Linked DNA regions of Homo sapiens: region 1 is linked to region 2. Evidence: chromatin contacts called from ENCODE Hi-C data. All regions are on one chromosome and are shown on one strand. Each heading gives the region's core, a stretch centred on a gene start or an enhancer-like site at or near the end of the contact. The rest is flanking DNA. Distances are from core to core; before and after follow the strand shown.

Region 1 (4,860 bases), core at 102-2,601, 910 kb before region 2:
CTTTTGCTGCTTTGGAGCTTTATTTATACATTTTTATGAACAGCCAGAAGTTTCCTTTCAATTTGCCACCACAGCTGACCCTGGTTTGCCTTCTCCTCAGAAATCTGAAAGACTATTATCAAGCACCTTATTGGCAGAGTGTAGTCCTCAGATGTCTCCAGGAGGCTCACACTCTGACTTGAAAGTTTTTATTACCAGCTGTGACATTTTTCTGATCATTGATTCAGTTGCCTTTACTATTCTCTCCAAGCATCTCCTATTGATTGCTATCACCTGTTGCCCAATCGCTACATATGTCTTCACTGATTCTCTCATTCTCACTATCCTCTTTCCCTCTATCTCTTGTATTTTCTGGAAGTTGTTGGAACTATTAGGATGGTAAAATTCCTGCAGCTCAGTGTCAAATTTCTTGAATTGATGAGTAATTCAATTCTCATTGAGTAGTCTGCCGTCTTCTGCCATTGGTGATGTTTTCGCAGCTTGGTGGTGTGCCTTTTTCAACATCGACTTTTAAAAACGTGTTTTTAAAACATATGGCATTTTCTCAAAATACTGATGTGCTCAGCAGCCTTTTTATAATCTCAATTGTCTTTTACTTGCCTCAAGTTGCTTCCATCAAGTCTCTGTCGGTGGTTGTGCCTTCTGGGCATCATGAAAGTGAGATTTCCTCTCCTGCTTTTGGTTTTGAACATGCCCTTGTAACTCCACGGTGATCTGAAAGTTCAAGACCTCAAAGAAGATAACTTAATGCTGCCTAGCGTGATCACTCATTTTGTTCACAGGGAGGGAAGGAGAGTTTTACGTAATGTATTCTTTCTCCTTCCAGTTCCTTTTAGGTTGGCATGTCTTTAAAAGATTCCTGAGTTGTTTTGTATAGCTGAGTTCAATCTCAGTCCTTTCCTTGGCAGATATGATGAATTTCTCAAGACTATCGATTTTCTAAGTTGTCAAACTGATCCCAGAGTTCTGGGTCCAGGCAGGCAAGTGGGTCCCACTCGGCCACGCCCTTGCCTCCTGAGCTCCTAGTGGCCGCCGCCCCGCTCCTTGGGCTCCTCAGCCGCTCCTCCTTCCGGTCCCTCCTCAACAAGATGGCCGGAAGAACCCGCGACGACGCCTGCAGGGCCGCCTGCCTTGGGTACTTGAACGTGTGAATAACCGGCCATTCGCGACTCCAGCGGCCCAGGCACACGTTCCCCCCGGGTAGGTGTGTGGAGCGGCCGGGGCGTAGCCACGGCACCAGCCCAGGAGGGAAAGACGGAGAGGTACGGACGTCGCCCGCCATCTCTCCGGAAGCTCCTGCCGGGCTGGGACCCCGGCGGAAAGTCTTGCCGAGAGGTCGCCCCCTGCCGCCGTGGAGGCCGTCGGCCAGAGCGACCGGAGGCGGAGTTTGCAGCCTGGCAAGGAGAATGGAGCGCTCCGGGGTTGGGCGGGCGGGGGAGCCGGGAGCCGGGCGCCTAGAATGGAGTTCCCCCGGGAGGAGCCCGAAGCAGCGTCCTTCCGGGAGCACCCAGGGAAGAACCTGGAGGTCCAACCTGTGGGCTCTTAAGAGAAGGGAGGCGGCCTATCGAAAGTCCTAGAGGCCCGAGGTAACAGGGCTTCAGGGGCCACTAGTACGTCTTTCCTGCTGACACCTCAGGCCTGTAACAGAAAACAGAAGCACCCAAGGAATGTCAAAAGGCCACAGGAATAAGTTTGAAGGGGCTGCCGTTGGTTGAATTTTGTATAATTTGACAAGTATTTAAAACATTCAATTAAAAAGAATCCATGGGTTCATATTACCACAACTACTACACTAATATTAATATAAAAGGAGAGAGAAGTAAAGATGCTTTTTCAAAACAGTAGAATGACAACCAATAAATATAGGAATTATAAAATTGGAAATCCACCATTTTGCAGCAATCGTGGTAATAATTGATTCAGCCAAGAATCACCAGTGGAAGCTGAAACTATTAGGTGAAAGACTGGGAATAGGTTATTCACACAGTCTTAAAGTAACACCTCCTGGATTACTTATTAATTATAAAGGGGAAATTTTTCAGGCAATGGAGACATTTGCTGGACATTGCCTTAGCCAAAAGTCAAACTTAGCATTTCCAGTAATAGGACAAACTGAGACTGTGTGCCTCCTGGTGTGAGGAACAGGAAGAACACACATCATCTGGGTAGTATTTCTAATAGGCTCAACCTGATTAATGAAGAAACAATCAGACAAATCAAAATTGAGGAACATTCTGCAAAGCAATTGACTTGAGTTCTTAAAAGATGGCAATATCTTTTTTTTTTTTTTTTTTGAGATAGAGTCTCACTCTGTCTCCCAGGCTGAAGTGCAGTGGTGCGATCTCGGCTCACTGCAACCTCCGCCTCCCCGGTTCAAGCAATTCTCCTGCCTCAGCCTCCGAAGTATCTGGGATTACAGGCACGTGACACCATACCCAGCTAATTTTTGGATTTTTAGTAGAGCCAGGGTTTCACTATGTTGGCCAGGGTGGTCTCAAACTCCTGACCTCAAGTGATCCCGCCTCAGCCTCCCAAAGTGCTGGGATTACAGGCGTGAGCCACCGCACCCAGCCAAAAGTTGGCAATATTGTGAAAGAACAAAGTGATAGGGCAGCAGTCTGCAGATCAAAGAAGGGTCAAGAAACTACAACTTACATGCATGGTGTGATTCTGGACTGGATCTTGGTTTGAGTCTTGGTTTAGGAGGAAAACACAATTATAAGAGACATTATTGCAAAAGTTGGATAAATTTGAATATGAACTCAATATTAGATAATATATCAGTTTCCTGGGTGCAATAATTTTATGTAGTTATGAAGGAGAATGACTGTTCTTAGGACATACAGACAAAAGTATTTACAGGAGAAGTGTCTTGATGTCTGCAACAAATTCCCAAATGGTTCATATATATGTGTTATATATATGTTTATATATATGTAAATGTAAATATATGTGTGTGTGTATGTGTATTCAGAGAGAAAAGCAAATACAATGTGACTTTTGAACAATGTCAGTTAAGCATTCTGACTAACCCACATATACATTTTGACTCCCCAAAAACTTTACTAATAGGCTACTGTTGACCAGAAGCCTTACTGATAATATAGTTATTTTGTATGTTATATGTATTATATACTGTATTCTTACAATAAAGTAAGCCAGAGAAAAGAAAATATTAAGAAAATCGTAATGAAAATACATTTACAGTACCGTACTGTGCTTACTGATACTGTAAGTTTCAATTGTCTTTTTAAGATGAATCGTCTGTCTGAAATGGTGGGCAACTGCAGCTGCAGACCTCAATCCATGGTACATATCAAGCAATTCAACTTGTTCTTGTAATGTCATGACTTGACTTTGCTTCTCGGGAGCACTTCCACCATTACTAGAGGCACTACGTGTGGGTGCCATGGTGTTATTCAAGATTTACAGCGTTGTGCTAAACACAATGAAAGACACGTGAAAACCACAAGAGATCACTTTTTACTATAGTATGCAATTTACTGGTGATAGTATCTGCTCTCGTGGAGATGATTAGCGTCACAGGTGTTTAAAGCAGGTACTTGGTTTTTATCAATTTTAATTTTTTATAATAGATTTGTGGGTCGGGTGCAGTGGCTCATGCCTGTAATCCCAGCACTTTGGGAGACTGAGGTGGGTGGATCACGAGGTCAGGAGTTCGAGACCAGCCTGGCCAACATGGTGAAACCCCGTCACTACTAAAAATACAAAAATTAGCTGGGTGTGGTGGTGGGTGCCTGTAATCCCAGCTACTCAGGAGGCTGAGGCAGGAGAATCATTTGAATCCGGGAGGCAGAGGTTGCAGTGAGCCAAGATTGTGTCATTGCGTTCCAGCCTGGGCGACAGGGCATGACTCCGTTATAAAAAAATATATATAATAGATTTTGTGTATTTTATGGTAGAACATGATAAAATAGACTAATATCTACCTGTATTTTATGCATTCTTGACAAACCAGTGTTGCTCAAGGGACAACTGTATGACAAAAATGCTAAAAAATGGTGAATCTAGGTGAAGAGTATGTGGGTGCTCATTGTACCATTTGTGCAAATTTTCTATAAATTTGACATTTTTTAGGATCAAAAGGTCTGTAATCCCATGCATGCCTGTGGTCCCAGGTACTCAGGAGGTTGAGGGAGGAGGATCACTTGAGCCTCACAGGAGGCAGAGGCTGCAGTGAGTCAAGATCGCACCACTGCACTCCAGCCTGGGAGAAAGTAAGACCTTGTCTTTAAAAAATAATAAAATAGGCCGGGCATGGTGGCTCATGCCTGTAATTCCAGCACTTTGGGAGGCTGAAGCAGGTGGATCACCTGAGGTCAGGAGTTCAAGGCCAGCCTGGCTAAAATGGTGAAACCCCATCTCTACTAAAAATACAAAAATTAGCCAGGCATGGTGGCACATACCTGTAATCCCAGCTACTTGGGAGCCCGAGGCAGTAGAATTGCTTGAACCCAGGAGGTGGAGGTTACAATTCAAAAACAAATCCTGATTTATCTCTTTACCTTCAAAACACAAGCACAATCTGACCCCTTCTTACCACCTCTTCTGCTCCCAATCAGAGTTCCCACTGGGTTCTTTCACATACCCCTTGCCCATCTCCCCGCTCCCCTCTCCCTTGCCCATTTGAGGTGCTTCCCTGAGTTCCCTGGTTGCTGCTCACCTCCCTCCTGGCTTCTCTTCCCTGCCAGCCCCTTAGTGTCTGAGTCCCCTTCTCCCTCCCTGGAGTGTCTCATGCACAGCTGGGGCTTTGCTCACCATGGACTGCTGACAGCTCCCCTAGCCGCACCCAAAGTGCTGGGATTACAGGCACGAGCCACCACACCTGGCAAGATGCTC
Region 2 (5,200 bases), core at 977-3,476:
GATCCGCCCCTCTCGGCCTCCCAAAGTGCTGGGATTACAGGTGTGAGCCACCACGCCAGGCCTAATTTTTGTATTTTTAGTAGAGACAGGGTTTCACCATGTTGGCCAGACTGGTCTTGAACTCCTGATCTCAAGTGATCAGCCCACCTTGGCCTCCGAAAGCGCTGGAATTAAAGGAATGAGCCACCATGCCCGGGCAGACTATGTAGTAGATTTTAAAATCTTGATTAAAAGAAGAAAGCCCACAATAAGCCATGCTGCTATCCGGCTAGTGCACCAGTATGGTAATCCAGCTGGCTTCCACTGGACCTGGTGAGGTTTCTGTTCTGACTGGTCATGTCTCTGGCATAATAGTTGATAAATTTTTGAAAAGTCATTCCTATCCACAGAAGCAATAAACAGTAGTCAAAAACTACTCCCACTTGAGGCCCCTGGTCTATATAGTTTCATGACCCAATTCTCTCAAACCTTTAAAGAATAAATAATGCTCATGCTATTTAAACAATGTAATGACAGAAAGCATTTCTGTTTTACCAAAAAAAAACAAGTATAACCCTCATGTGGCAACTTGAGGAAAATAACACAGAGAAAAAAATCACAAACCAATCTCATTTGAATAGAGAAGCAAAAAGCCCAGGATAATCCATGCTGTTACCAAGTCCAGGCAGGTATGTTATTTTCTCCAGCAGCAGATCAGATGTAGGCAAGGAGAGGGCAATCAGCTAGGGCCTTGATAGAAGCCTGGGACAGGAAAACTGTGCAAGGAGAGTGGCTGAAGTGAAGAAGCGAGAGGGAAGAAATGAAGAAAGGAAGGGGCTGAGAGACTGGGGGCTAATGAAGAAAAAGGTGAAGAATATCACTGCAAACCAAGAATGATGGAACTGAGAGGCCTTCAAACTGTGGCCACCCAGGAGCACTAGAGACTATGGAGATGGAGATAGGAACAGGTAAGGAGACCAGGGATGTAGGGAAGCTGATTTACCAGGGAAGGAGCAAACTGCTCCAGATACCTCTAGAGCAGAAAGGGGGCACGGAAGGTTGAGCTGGAAAACTAGATCAATATGATGACGCTGAGAGCAGACAACAGACAACTAGAGGTCTTACGTCTTGGGCAAGAACCAACCATACACACAGCCACTACACAGGATAAATTATTCAACCTCACTAGTAACCAAAGAAACGTAAATGAGAACAAATATAATTTTACACATATCAATAGGCAAAGATAACTAGGAAAAAAATACTGCTGGACAAAACAAGAGGATGTTTGCACAGAAAATGAGCTCTAAGACTTTTGACTCTGGGGATGAAAAATACCATACAACAATAAAGGGTCCATTAATAAGGGGTTGGTTGAGTGAACTGTGACCCTCTCACGGAAGAAGCTACTACTCAGCTCTTAAAACTTAATATGTAGAAATAGGCTTGATATTGAAAGATTCACTGCTGCATCAAAAAGCAGTTTCTAAAAATGTAATTTTAACGTACTCATCTTTGCACAAGTATAGAAGTATGGGTGATTTTTGTATTTTCTTTCCTTACATGCATTTTGTATTTTTTTCTACAATGAACTTTTGGAACACAATAAAAACGACAAAATCACGTCACCTTCCTGCTAAAAACTCTCCCAATGCCCCCACGGCCTTTGGACTCTGGTCCAAATTCCTCAGCACTCCAAGGACCCTCGTGAAGGATCTTGGCCTCTCTCCTCATCCCCTCACCCAAATCTCACACATGAAGTTCGTGAGGACTCCCTCTTTTACACCTCAGTTCTCTCTGCCCGGCACATCCCCGCCCACCGTTCCAGGGATACAGCAGCAAAGCCCCCTAGCCCCGCCCCGAGCAGCCACAGAAGGGCCTCCCGCGGGCTGGCCGAATTCCGCTGGGAGGAAATGCGCACGGAGACTCCGGAGGCCCGGGTCTATCGCGTGACCGCGCCACGAGCCTGCGCGCAGGGACAGACTGGGAGCCCCCGGGCCGCGAGCAGGGGCAGGGCCGTAGCGTCCGAGCGGCACAGAAGCCTCTGGGCTCCGGGCATGGAGTCCGGCCGGGCTGTCTCCATGGCCGGACTGGGGAGAGGCTCCCGGCAGGACCCGCCCCGACCTCACCTTGGCGCTGCTCACGAAACGGACTTCCACGGAGACCCGCGCGCGGCCCGCCACGCCCACGCAGAAGGAGAACACGTCGCACATGGAGGCCGCCATCTTGGGCGCGCCTCCGCCTTATGACCCTTAACCCCGCCTCGACCTGAGAGGCCACACCCCCTTCTGGTCCCGCCCCCGGCGAGAGTGCCCCTGAGGCTGCGAGGTTTTGGGCTCCACCAAGTCTGAATTTAGGTTCCGTGGTTTGTTGACGGGAGTGTAACTGGGCCTGCCTTTGTGCTTTTACATCGGTGCCTTTTTGTGTCTGTACCTCTGTATCAGAGTCTGTGTGCGCGTACAGTTTTGATGTGTGTATCTTTGAGTCCGTTGCATGTTTTGTTGTGGTTTTTTTTTTTTGAGATAGTCTCACTCTGTCGCCCAGGCTGGTGTGCAGTGGCGCGATCTCGGCTCAGTGCAACCTCTGCCTCCCAGGTTCAAGTGATTCATTCTCCTGCCTCAGCCTCCCGAGTAGCTGGGCGTACAGGCGTGCGCCACTAAGCCCAGCTAATTTTTGTATTTTTAGGGGTTTCACCATGTTGGCCAGGCTGGTCTCGAACTCCTGACCTCAAGTGATCCGCCCGCCTCGACCTCCTAAAGTGTTGGGATTACAGGCGTGAGCCACCTCGCCCGGCCTCCGATGCATGTTTCTATGTATGTTGTCTCTGTCCACACAGTGGCCTGTCTTCACTGAGTAAAGCGCTCTTTGGACCCAGCCCTAGAGTGGGACAGCAGAAGGCCAACTTACTCCTATCCTGTCTAGCTCTCAGCCTGAAGGGAAGGACTAGCTTATACCCCGGAGCTCACTCACCCCACTTGAAGAGTCCAGGACAAGATTTCCTTTCTCGGTAATCCCTCTGGCAGCAGAACAGTCCTGCCAAAGGTCAGGGTGGACTTGTGCCTCTGTCAGATTCTTCAATGGCTTAGGGACCTTGCAACCGGGGGTAGCGGAGGAGTCCATAGGGGACCTCAGATCTGAGAACCTCTGAAACTGGATACAGAAGTGAGTGTGCATATGCACACACTGTCGTGAAAAGGGGGAGGGGCCTGTTCTCTCAGGACCCCAAGAAGCTGCAAACCACAGACCTATGGCATTTGTCCCCACAGCTAGGCCTGACTATCAAGCCTTGTTTTGTTTCCTTGTCCCCTGATTTTGTGAGTTTTGTTTGAGACAGGGTCTCGCTTTGTCGCCCATACTGGCATGGGGCGATCTCGGCTCACGGCAGCCTCCAGCTCCCGGGCTCAAGAACAGACTGGGCAACGTAGTGAGACCTTGTCTCTCCAAAAAATAGAAAAATTTGCCGGGCGTGGTGATGCGTGGGAGGATCACCTGAACCTGGGGAGGTCTAGACTGCAATGAGCCGTGATCAAGCCACAATTATCTATCAAATAATTATAGATAGATAGATAGTTGGCAGGGACAGAGAAAGGTTCTTGAAACTGACCCTGCCTCTCCTCAAGCTTGCAACCTGGTGTCAAGGAGCGAATAGTCCACGGACTTGGGGGAGATAGATAGTTGGCAGGGCCAGAGAAGAGGCTCTTGAAACCGACCCTGGGTCCCCTCAAGCCTGCAGCCCGGTGTCAGGGAGCGAATAGTCCACGTACTTGGGGGCAAACCTACCCGAGAGCAGCTGGGGGCCGTGCCCTCACTCACCACCAGGTGGCAGGGCAGGCTTCCTTCCATCCCTCAGCTCAGTCCCCAAGAGCCATTCTAGAATCTGAATGGTCTGTGCTACAGAAATCAGCTCTGCAAATCCTGGCAGCAGGCTTCTTTCAGAGAAATCGAGCACATTCTTGAGAAGAAAAAGGAGCCATGAGTCAGAGTCATGAAAGGGGGAAATTATAACTGTCCTGTGAAAACACAGCAGAGTTTATGACAAAATGCCAGCCTTGGCATACACAAATTATTCTATAAAAAGATGGGGCTTTGGGAGGCCAAGGCAGGAGAACCACTTGAAGCCTGGAATTCAAGACCAGCCTGGGCAACAAGTGGACGTTGTCTCTACAAAAAATGTTAAAAATTAGCCAGGCGTGGTGTCACGCGCCTGTAGTCCCAGCTGCTTAGGAGGCTAAGGTGGGAGGATCACTAGAGCCCAGGAGGTTGAGGCTGCCGTGAGCTATGATTGCACCACTGCACTCCAGTCTGGGTGACAGAGCGAGTCCTTGTCTTTGCTGCTGGGCCTGAGCTTCTTCTGAGAATGGTAACAGTTCAGACAAAACAAGAAAACGTTGGGAAACTTTGTGAAGTGGGCTAAACAGTCTACCTTCTCTTCTTTGCTCTCAACTCCTTCTGATGGTGAAGAGTCTTCTATGCCCAGATGCTTATTCAAAGAGGTTCCTTCTCCACAGCCAGGCCAGGAAAATATTAATTGCTGGTACAGGTATTACTCCCCCAGGTGAGGGGAGCTGTGATATTATGAAATATATATTTGGTCTTCATCTCGATTTCCTGGCATAGAACTCCTAAAATCCCTAGAATCTCTGAAGTGATGTCTTTTCATATGCTAATGAGTTGACTGATGACTGGTAGACCTTAAGACTCCATAAAAAACAAAAAGGGCAGGGTTGGGCCGGGTGGTGGCTCACACATGTAATCCCAGCACTTTGGGAGGCCGAGGTGGGTGGATCACAAGGTCAGCAGTTCAAGACCAGCCTGACCATATGATGAAACCCCGTCTCTACTAAAAATATAAAAATTAGCCAGGCATGGTGGCATGCGCCTATAGTCCCAGCTGCTCGGGAGGCTGAGGCAGGAGAATCGCTTGAACCCGGGAGGCGGAGGTGGCGGTGAGCCAAGATCGCGCCACTGCAGTCTGTCTCAAAAAAAAAAGAAAGGAGGGGCTGCCATGTGGAATGAGCCCTGAATCTGTGGGGTCAGACACTACCTGCAGGTAGATCATGTCAGAATTTGCTGAACTGGAGGTTGGAATGTGGGGTACACCCCTATACGTTTGGTCACAGAAGTGTTCTGTGTTGATTGTTGTGGGGTGACAGCAGAAGAAAAAAACTTTTTTTTTTCCAGTTGGTCTTCTCTACTCAGGGGCCTACAAGCCTTAACAGTA

The links. A loop is a pair of places that touch in the nucleus more often than their neighbours do. Pooled maps may share reads with other maps.
Region 1: a pooled map shows a loop between it and region 2 (12-fold over the local background). The contact joins the enhancer-like site here to the promoter of SMYD5 in region 2. A Hi-C loop is called at or near these places in 5 of 50 pooled maps.

Annotation. Positions count from the first base shown.
Region 1 is chr2:74,116,787-74,121,646 of GRCh38, reverse strand. It overlaps a transcript of TET3 not described here and the pseudogene FNBP1P1. Among named protein-coding and RNA genes, the nearest start is that of BOLA3, 29 kb to the left of the region's middle. RefSeq lists an enhancer at 1,018-1,377. Within about 2 kb of position 1,351, at least 35 of the 41 ENCODE cell types and tissues checked have a DNase peak (open chromatin) inside an H3K27ac peak, as active enhancers do.
Region 2 is chr2:73,211,271-73,216,470 of GRCh38, reverse strand. SMYD5 (SMYD family member 5) reads right to left here and starts at 2,226. Exons shown (of 13, transcript NM_006062.3): 1 at 2,109-2,226. The coding sequence starts at 2,204. It overlaps NOTO (notochord homeobox), which reads right to left. Exons shown (of 3, transcript NM_001134462.2): 3 at 3,958-5,200. RefSeq lists enhancers at 2,049-2,288, 2,076-2,370 and a silencer at 3,693-3,762.